Linked DNA regions of Homo sapiens: region 2 is linked to region 1. Evidence: read pairs that join two places in POLR2A ChIA-PET (ENCODE). Cell type or tissue: A673. All regions are shown on one strand. Each heading gives the region's core, and the rest is flanking DNA. Links, peaks and the distances in the headings are about the cores only.

Region 1 (5,373 bases), core at 316-5,315:
ACTACAGGTGCCTGCCACCACACCCGGCTAATTTTTTTGTATATTTAGTAGAGACGGGGTTTCACCGTGTTAGCCAGGATGGTCTCGATCTCCTGACCTTGTGATCCACCCGCCTTGGCCTCCCAAAGTGCTGGGATTACAGGCGTGAGCCACTGCGCCCGGCCATGTGTGCTTTATTTTTTGTGGTGGAGTCTCGCTCTATCGCCCAGGCTGGAGTGCAGTGGCATGATCTTGGCTCATTGCAACCCCCACCTCCCAGGTTCAAGTGATTCTCCTGCCTCAGGCTTCCGAGTAGCTGGGATTACAGGCGCACGCCACCACAGCTGGTTAACTTTTGTATTTTTTAGTAGAGATGGGCTTTCACCATGTTGGCCAGGCTGGTCTTGAACTCCTGACCTCAAGCGATCTGCCTCCCTCGGCCTCCCAAAATGCTGGGATTACAGGCGTGAGCCACTGCACCTGGCTTTTTATTTTTTATTTTTATTTTTTTTTGAGATAGGGTCTCTGTCACCCAAACTGGAGTGCAGTGATATAATTTTGGCTCACTGCAACATCTGCCTCCCAGGTTCAAGCGATCCTCTTTCCTCAGCCTCCCAAGTAGCTGGGACTACAGGCACGTGCCACCATACCTGGCTAATTTTTGTATATTTGGTAGAGATGCGGTTTTGCCATGTTGGCCAGGCTGGTCTCAAACTCCTGGGCTCAGGTGATCCACCCGCCTCAGCCTCCTGATGTGCTGGGATTACAGGTGTGGGCCACCGCGCCTGGCTTTCTTCTTCTTTTTTTTGTTTTTGTTTATTTGTAGTGATAAAGTCTCACTATGTTGCCCAGGCTTGTCTGGAACTCATGGGCTCAAGCAATCCTCCCGCTTCGGCCTCCCAAATTACAGGGGTGAGTCACCGTGCCTGGCCATCCTCTCTTCTTTTTCTTTCTTTCTTTTTTCTTTTGAGATGGAGTCTCCCTCTGTCGCCCAGGCTGGAGTGCAGTGGCGCGATCTCGTCTAACCGCGAGCTCCACCTCCCGGGTTCATGCCATTCTCCTGCCTCAGCCTCCTGAGTAGCTGGGACTACAGGTGCCCGCCACCACACCCGCTAATTTTGTTTTTGTATTTTTACTAGAGATGGGGTTTCACCGTGTTAGCCAGGATGGTCTCGATCTCCTGACCTCGTGATCCGCTCGCCTTGGCCTCCCAAAGTGCTGGGATTACAGGCGTGAACCACCGCGCCCAGCCTCTCTCTTCTTTCTCATAAGGACACAAATCATTGGATTTAGGGCCAGTCTAATCCAATATGATCTCATCTTAACTAATTACATCTGCAGAGAACCTGCTTCCAAATAAGGTCACATTCTGAGGTTCCTGGTGGATGTGATTTTTGGGGGGACAACATTTAGCCTACTGCACTGCCCTTGACAATCTTATCTGGGAGTCACACCAGAACCCCACAGGGGTTCTAGCAAGTGTGGACTTGACACAAACTACTTTAGACCAGGGTTCTGCAAACTTCTGACCCCATCTGTTTCCGTATGGCCCATGAGCTAAGAATGATTGTTACATGTTTAAATGATTCAGAAAAAAATAAAAGCCAGAATGATATTTCGTTACATGTGAAAATTATATACAATTCAAATTTCAGAGTCTTTAAATAAAATTGGATTGGAACACAGCCATGCACATATGTTTATGTATTCTCTGTGGCTGCTTCTGCACTATGACAGAGACTCTGTGGCCGGCAAAACCCTTTAGGGAAAATGTTTGCTGAGGCCGGGCGCAGTGGCTCACCTCTGTAATCCCAGCACTCTGGGAGGCTGAGGCAGGCAGATCACCTGAGGTCAGGAGTTAGAGACCAGCCTGGCCAACATGGTGAAACCCTGCCTCTACTAAAAGTACGAAAATTAGCCGGGTGTGGTGGTGCGTGCCTGTAATTCCAACTACTCAGGAGGCTGAGGCAGGAGAATCACTTTAGCCCAGGATGCAGAAACTGCAGTGAGCCGAGATCATGCCACTGCACTCCAGCCTGGGCGACAGAGTGAGACTGTGTCTCAAAACAAAAGAAAGTCTGTCGACCCCAGGAACATTTTTTCTTTTTTTTTTTTTTTCTGAGACGGAGTCTCGCTCTGTTGCCCAGGCTGGAGTGCAGTGGCGTGATCTCGGCTCACTGCAAGCTCCGCCTCCCGGGTTCACGCCATTCTCCTGCCTCAGCCTCCGGAGTAGCTGGGACTACAGGCGCCCGCCACCACGCCCGGCTAATTTTTTGTATTTTTAGTAGAGACGGGGTTTCACCGTGTTAGCCAGGACGGTCTCGATCTCCTGACCTCGTGATCCGCCCACCTCGGCCTCCCAAAGTGCTGGGATTACAGTCGTGAACCACCGCGCCCGGCCGGAACATTTTTTCTTTAAGAGACAAGATCTTGCTCTGTTGCCCCGGCTGCAGTGCAGTGATGCAACCATAGCCCATTTCAGCCTCGACCTCCTGGACTCAAGTGATCCTCTTGCCTCAGCCTCCCGAGTAGCTGGGACTATAGGTGCATGCCACCATGCCCAGCTAAAGGACAATGTTGTTTGGAAGCAACGTTTCCTGCCTCATCTGTGGCCCACCCAGAGTTTGGAGGTCTCCCCTACTTTTCTCCTCCAGGTCAAGCAGTGTCTTAACCCTGGGTGAAAGCTGCTTCATGGTTAAAAGAGGGGGCACAACGAAGCCAGGCAGCCGGAGTTCAAATTCTGGTTCTGGCACTTCCATGGCAGGTCCCTTCACCTCTCCACTCACGGCATCTTTTTTTTTGTTTGTTTTTGAGACAGAGTCTCACTTTGTGGCCCGATCTCGGCTCACTGCAACCTCTGCTTCCCAGGTTCAAGTGATTCCCCTGCCTCAGCCTCCCAAGTAGCTGGGACTATAGGCGCACACCACCATGCCCGGCTAATTTTGTATTTTTAGTAGAGACGAGGTTTCTCCATGTGGGTCAGGCTGGTCTTGAACTCCCGACCTCAGGTGATCTGCCTTCCTCTGCTTCCCAAAGTGCTAGGACTGTAGGCGTGAGCCGCTGCGCCCAGTCCCCCGTCAAAGACTTCTTACCTTCTACAACACACTAGAAAATCCCACCCTTTGTGGTAGAAGCGCTCAGCAAACCTCTTTGGATCCAATTTCACTCACTCTTTATGGGCGTTAAGAAAAGAGTATATGAGACGTGCATATGATGGGCCCTGGGTAAAAGAGGGTAAGGGGTCATGGGGACAGCAGCACCGGAAGGCACAGGGAAGCACTGCCGTGGGCCTGCTGGTCCCATTGGCCCCTCCTATCCCCTGACCTTGCTGTGCGCCCCACTGGGAGGCTGCCCCGTGTGGATGGCATCTCAGTGTCTTCCAAATTCTCATTTGGTTTGGACCATAAGAAACCCAGGCAGTTGGGAGGCTGAGGCGGGAGGATTGCTTGAGCCCAGGACCAGCCTGGGCAACATGGTGAGTTCCCTTATGTACCAAAAAAAAAAAAAAAAAAAAAATTAGCTGGGTATGGTGATGCATGCCTATAGTCCTAGCTATTTGGGAGGCTGAGGCAGGAGGATGGCTTGAGCTCAGGAGTTCAAGGCTGCAGTGAGCCATGATCATGCCACTGCACTCCAGCCTGGGTGATAAAGCAAGACCCCGTCTCAGGGAAAAAAAAAAAAGCCAGACATGGTGGTAGGCACAGTGGCTCACACTTTGGGGAGGCTGAGGCAGGAAGATACCTTGAGCCCAGGAGTTCGAGACCACCCTGGGCAACATAGCAAGAACTTCCCTCTATTTTAAAAGAAAGTAAAAAAAAAAATAAATTATTAAAATAATAATAAGGAAAGAAAGAAAAAGCCCAGGAGAATGGAAGACGGTAGGAGAGCGAGGTTGGGAGCTATGGATCCCCTAGCACCCTCCCTGCCTCTGTTGGGCGTCTCTGTCTCCTGCCAGCCATCTCTGTCTGCAGGTTCCAGTGACTTCTCCCTGCATTTGCCAGCCAGGCCTGGGGTGGTGATGACCCCAGCTCTCACTACCCCGGGTCCTTACCCACAATCTGGTGAATGGTCTCTTCCTGAAACTCCTGAAATGGGCCTGTGTTGAGTGCGCCATTGCTTTCCAGCTTGACTGATAGACTCGGAAAGGTCGGTTCAGCTCTCCCTCCCAAAGTGCTGGGATTACAGGAGTGAGCCACCGCGCCTAGCCAACTTTTTTTGTATTTTTAGTAGAGACAGGTTTTCACCATGTTGGCCAGGCTGGTCTCAAACTCCTGACCTTGGGTGATCCACTCACCTCGGCCTCCCAAAGCACTGAGATTACAGGCATAAGCCACTGCGCCCAGCTTCTCCTTGGTTTTCGAAAGCGCCATTTCACCACCCATCTTCTTAGCAGATTTACCTTACTGTGTGTGTGTGTGTGTGTGTGTGTGTGTGTGTGTGTGTGTGTGTGTGTGTGTGTGTGTAGTCATTGTTTCTTCCCCCCTACTGTATTTGACCGGTTACAGAGCTGTAGATGGCCAAAGTTCACTGGCCACAATTAGGGAGGAGCCAGTCTGGGATTCAAAATCAATGAAGAGGAAGATTGGAATTAAGGAACCGAACGCTGGCCAGGTGCGGTGGCTCATGCCTGTAATCCTAGCACTTTGGGAGGCCAAGGTGGGTGGATCCCTTGAGCCCAGCAGTTCAAGACGAGTCTGGGCAACATGGCGAAAGCTCATCTCTACTAAAAATACACACATACACACAAATTAGCTGGGTGTAGTGGCGTGTGCCTTTGGTCCCAGCTACTCAGGAGGCTGAGGTGGGAGGATCACTTGAGCCCAGGATGTTGAGGCTGCAGTGAGCTGAGATTGTACCACTGCCTTCCAGCCTGGGCAACAGAGAGACCCTTGTCTAAAAAAACAAAAAGGAAAAGAAAAAAGGAATTAAGGGACACTGTGAGCCTTCTGGCAGGTCTAGAACAGAAATGCCTTCTGTGCCTGCCACATTTTGGTGTTCAAAGCGTTTTCCTCCAAGTCCCATTATTTTATTTGATCTTTATAATAACCTGATTGGTGGTAGATCAGGGGCCACTCACTTCCCCTGAGAAAAGATGCTTTAAGTCTCTCCATTTGCAAGGGACCATTCTAGAATCAGAACCCACTCTTCTGACTCCAGGTCCAGAATGTCTTCCATGTTATTTTCTTTCCTTTCCTTCCTTTCCTTCTCTTCCTTTCCCCCCTCCCCCCTCCCCTCCCCTCCGCTCCCCTCGTCTCCCCTCTCCTCTCCTCTCCTTCTTTTTTTCTTTTCTTTCTTAGAGTTTCCCTCTTGTTGCCCAGGCTGGACTGCAATGGCACAATCTCGGCTCACTGCAACCTCCACCTCCTGGGTTCAAGCAATTCTTGAGCCTCAGCC
Region 2 (5,373 bases), core at 69-5,068, 860 kb after region 1:
CAGCAACCAGTGGGGACCTAGGAGGTTGCAGGTGGTCAGCCCTAGGACTGGGAGCAAAGAGGAGAGACAGGGAGGTGATGTCTGAACCAAGTCCTGGAGGATGAACAGATGCAAAGGCAGAGGTGGAGAAAGGTGTGTGCGTGTGTGTGTGTGTGTGTGTCTGTGTCCCTGAGTGGCCCAAGCCAGGAGCAGGACTTGCTCCCTGCTCTAGGGAGATAAAGGGGAGAATATCACAACGGAAGGGCCTTCCTGCTGCTGAGATCGGATTTCAATTAAAATGATTAGCTCTGTTTATTTAGACTCCACAGCTGCATACAATCTATTGCGTGTTATTGCGAGTTTAAAGAAATAAAGGAGGGGCATGGGGGGAGGGGAAGCATTTCAGCCCAAATTGAAAAAGTCCTCCTGTAATTACGAGACTGGAGAATATCCGCGGAGGGGATCAATAATGGGAAATCTAAGTGCCACTGTTTGCCGAGATTACAGTTTTGAATCGCTCCATCTTGGATTTTAATTTTCTTTCTCATTGTCGCATCACCCTGAGCTGTGATCCCAGCCCCACCTCCCAGCTTCAGAGACGCAGGCAGTAGGGCTGAACCAAAGCAGGGAAGTCAGGGCACATCTGACCTTCTTACAAACCTTTTATTGCTGTGTAACAAATGACCACACACTTAGGAGCTTAAGACAATACACGTTTATTGTCTCACAGTTTCTGTGGGTCAGGAGCCTGTTGATGGTTCAACTGGCTCCTCTGTTCAGGGTCCTGAGAGGCAGCACTCAATCTGTCTCCTGGGACTGGGTCTCATCTGAGGTTCAGGGTCCTCTTTCAAGCACATGGGATCGTTGGCACAATTCATTTCCTTACAGCTGTAGACTTGTGGCAGCTTGCTTCTTCAAAACCAGCAGGAGAGAGGCTCTGATGTCCAGGTCTTCTTTTAAAGTGCTTACTGAGCTGGGTGCAGTGGCTCATGGGCTGGGGGCAGTGGTGCACACCTCTAATCCCAGCACTTTGGGAGGCCGAGGAGGGTAGATCACTTGAGGTCAGGAGTTCTAGACCAGCCTGGCCAACGTGGCAAAACTGCATCTGTATTCAAAATACAAAATTAGCCAGGCATGGTGGTGCATGTCTGTGATCCCAGCTACTTGGAAGGCTGAGGCATAAGACTCGCTTGAACCCGGGAGGTGGAGTTTGCAGTGAGCTGAGATCACACCACTGCACTCCAGTCTGGGTGACAGAGAGAGACTCCGTCTCAAATAAGAAAATAAAATAAAATAAAATAAAATAAAATAAAATAAAATAAAATAAAAAGTGCTCGCCTGATTAGGCCAGGCCCATCCAGAATAATCTCCCTTTTGATCAACTTAAAGTTAACCATTTAGGGACCTTAATGACATCTGCAAAACCTCTTCAACTTTGCCATATTCTTTTAAGAGATGAGATCTTATTCTGTCATGCAGCCTCCACCTCAACCTCCCAGGCTCAAGGAATCCTCCCACTTCAGCCTCCTGAATAGCTGGGACCACAGGTGTGTGCCAGCATGCCTGGCCAATTTTCTTTTGTTTTTAGTAGAGACAGGGTCTCACTATGTTGCCCAGGCTTGTCTCAAACTCTTGAACTCAAGTGATCCTCCTGCCTCAGCCTCTCAAAGTGCTGGGATTACAGGCGTGAGCCACTGTGCCCAGTCATCTTTGCCATATTCTATTAAATAGAAGCAAGTTTCATGTCTCACCCACACACAAGGGGAGGGAATCATACAATGGGTGTGTAAGTCCTTGGGGTTCATCGTGCAATTCTGCCTAACTCACCTTCCATTGAGCTCTCTCTCTCCAGCCTCTCCTCCCCACATTCCCAAAGCCAGGCCTTGAAAAGACATCCCTTCCTGAGCCATCCTCACCACCACTTGCCTCCCTAGTCCCAGCTTGCTGAACTGACCCCAATAAACAATCCAGCAGCCAGCCTTGATTGAAAGTCTTCCCAAATAGGAGAAGAAATGAAGAAAACAACCAAGAATATGACATAATCCTCTGACTTTCTGTCCAGTGCTCTTCCCTGTAGACCAGGTTTGCTCCCACTGGTCTATGGTCTCCTCTATGTCCCAAACACCAGCCAGGATTCCTGGCTGCCCTGGCCCAGCAGCCTTGACCTGTTACCGTCCTTCTCAGGCTACTGAGCACAAGGTGAGATGCAACTGAGCTCTTCCATGGTGGATGAGGAGAGGAGCCCACTGTCATCAAAAGACCCACACTTCTATCATGTTGTTGCCTGGCTTCCAAGTCTAAGACGGCTGCTTCAGCTCCAGCCATCACTCCCACCATCCAGCCAACAGGGAGGAGGAAGGGAAGGAAAAGGACATGTGCTATGCTTTGAGTGTTTGTCCCCTTTGAAACTCAAGCCGAAACTCATGTTAAAACTTAATCTCCGGTGGAACAGTATTAAGAGGTGGGCCTTTAAGAGGTGATTGAGTCACAAGGGATAAATTCACGGGTTAATGAGTTATCCTGGGAATGGGTTAGTTATCACCAGAGGGCTGTTACAAAAGTTAGTTTGGCTGTTTTTTCTTGTCCTCTCACCCTGTGATGCCCTGTGCTGCCTCGGGACTCCATATAGAGTCCAAATGAGCAAGAAGGCCCTCACCAGATGCAGTCCCTTGACCTTGAACCTTTCAGCCTCCAGAACTGTAAGAAATAAATGTGTTTTCTTTACAAATTACCCAGTTTCAGATATTCCATTACAGCAACAGAGAACAGATGCCAGCTCCCTTTACACATCTCCTTACACCCCATTGGTCATAAGTTAGTCACATGGTCACAAATGACTGCAAAGAGTGCTGGGATATGTAGTTTTATTATGAACAGCCCTGTACGATGGGAGGATGTAGGAGTGGATGTGGAGATTTCTGGAAATCTCTGTTCTAACTTCCCTCTGCCTGGCTTGTGTATGCAATCTAAGGGATGGGATGTTTCTTTTGAATCCAGATCCTTACCCTCCCTTTCAATAGCGTGGCCTATGGTTCCATTGCTATTGATGGTTTCATCAAACCCATTATTCATGCATTCGTTCCTTCACTCCTCTACCTACTCATTTGTTCACTAGTTCATTCATTTAGTCTCAGAAATTCTCTTCCTATGTCTTTCACAATACCGGGCATTTGGTCAGCATTCCAGACGTGCAGAGAATGGTACAGACTCTGCACTCAAGTTACTCAGAAGCTAGCAGGGAAAACAGCCAAGGAAATGTATCATTTTAGCACCATGGCATAGGCACTATGAGAATGTGCAGAAGTCATGTAAACACTGTGGCCCTCATCCATGTGGGGCTGTGTGCAAGGTTTGCAGGGGAAGGTGACACCCCATCTGAGTCTTGGTCAAACAAACTGGCTGGGAGCAAAAAGGAAAAAGCATTCCAGCCCACAGGACTTTGAAGAACAGTGCTGGCCCTGTCCGTGGTGCTGACCCACAGGCCCAGCCTGGAGCCCAGTTTCAAGCTGAGATCAAGCCAGTCCCTGTTTCTCCCACCAACCTACCCGCTCTAGGCTGGCACACAGGGGTGGGCTGGTGGGATGGAAGTGAGGTGGTATTTAGCTACATACTTCATTTTCATAATGACCTTCCCGTTTCTCCTCGCTTGTCAGTCTGTGACCATTAAATTCCTCATTAGCAAACGAGATTTGGATGAGCCCATTAAGATGAGGGATGGCCTCACAGTGCAGCTGCCTGGGGTGAGCTAGAACTCACCTTCTCCCTCCCTATTAGAAAACAATGCACCTCACATTCTGTGCACATTTCTCCAGGTCTACTACCTAGTCCACACAGGCCCCTTGGAGTTATTCAGAGGACCAGCTTAAGGGACGGCCAGGGCACAACAGAAAAGCAAACAGCAGGACAACTGTTTGCTCACACATATACCCAGAGCCACCCAATCAGGGTCTGGGCGTTTGCTGCTTCATGTTAAAGCTCAAATTCCCAAATGTGACGTTCAAACCCTTCCCAGTCCTCTCTCAGTCCACCTCTCCAGCCTCTTCTCCTATCCTCCCCAAGTGCCTCTGCATTTTGGCAATGACAGATGACCTGATGCTGTGGCATGCTGGAAGTGGTTCATACCAGCACCCAGCTTGTGAGAGCTGCTTTGTACATACTCAAAAGTTTTGCAAGGCAATTGGCAGCTTGAAATCAGCCGTGGTGAGAGTATTTACACCACAGGAATCAGCAAATGCCACAGTTAAGGTTTTCTGGCTTTTTTTTTTTTTTTTTTTTTTGGTCAGAAATCTGGATTTTAGGCCAGGCACGGTGGCTCACACCGTGCACTTTGGGAGGCCTAGGCGGGTGGACCACTTGGGGTCAGGAGTTCCAGACCAGCCTGGCCAACATGGTAAAACCCATCTCTATTAAAAATACAAAAAATTAGCCAGGCGTGATGGCAGGTACCTGTAATCCCAGCTACTCGGGAGACTGAGGCAGAATTGCTTGAACCCAGGAGGCAGAGGTTGCTGTGAGCCAAGATCGCGCCACTGCACTCCAGCCTGGGTGACAAGAGCAAGACTCCGTCACAAAAAAAAAAATAAAAAGAATGAAAGAAATCTGGATTTTAAACATTTGCCAACACACCCCTGTCTGCAGGCCTCTGAGCATGTCACGCCCTTGCATAGCCCCCTCGACCTTTAATGCTGTTCCCTCTGCCAGGTTCCACTCCTTCTTCCTGGAATGCCTCGCCAGTCCCTCTTCCCTGCCTGGTGAAAACCTAGACATTTGTTCAGGCCCCAGGGAGTCATCCAGCTCCCCATTCAGTGTTCCCACAGTGAAAGGGTCTTATGCCCTAGGCAGGACTTCTCGTCTTCTCTTCCACCTTAACCAGGACTTCTCATTCGCTTTCCATTTTGGGGACCACAGGTGAGCACCACCATGCCTGGGAAGGGAGCTAAAGGAAAAAGCAGAACTATGGGGGCAGGAAAGTTCACAATACCCCGGGGCAGAAAGTACAGCTGGTTTCATGGGGACAAAGAATATGTCCAGCAAGCAGCTGCCCTTTTTATTATTATTATTAGTATTATTATTATTATTTTGAGACAGAGTCTCACTCTGTCGCCCAGGCTCGGTTCAAGCGATTCTCCTGCCTCAGCTTCCCAAGTAGCTGGGATTACAGGCGTACGCCACCACGCCTGGCTAATTGTTGTATTTTTAGTAGAGACGGGGTTTCACCATGTTGGCCAGGCTGGTCTCAAACTCCTGGCCTCAGGTGATCCACCCACCTCGGCCTCCCAAAGTGCTGGGATTACAGGCATGAGCCACCGTGCCCAGCCACAGCTGCTCTTTTTCTAGGGCCACCTGCTCTCTGGATTCTGCATACAACACCCCTTATGGCTTCCCTCAAATAAT

What was found. ChIA-PET counts read pairs that join two places held together with the same protein. Peaks named below come from ENCODE experiments on the same cell type or tissue, not always from the same donor. Only the 100,000 strongest peaks of a DNase experiment are listed, where the experiment ranks them.
Region 2: POLR2A ChIA-PET joins it to region 1 with 5 read pairs; 2 of 35 experiments call an interaction of 5 or more read pairs at or near these places.

What each region holds. Positions count from the first base shown.
Region 1 is chr17:73,326,163-73,331,535 of GRCh38, forward strand. No RefSeq gene overlaps it. Among named protein-coding and RNA genes, the nearest start is that of CDC42EP4, 17 kb to the left of the region's middle. In A673, for the core only: no CTCF peak of the experiment used is centred there; no DNase peak of the experiment used is centred there.
Region 2 is chr17:74,187,543-74,192,915 of GRCh38, forward strand. No RefSeq gene overlaps it. Among named protein-coding and RNA genes, the nearest start is that of RPL38, 13 kb to the right of the region's middle. In A673, for the core only: no CTCF peak of the experiment used is centred there; a DNase peak (open chromatin) is centred at 2,809.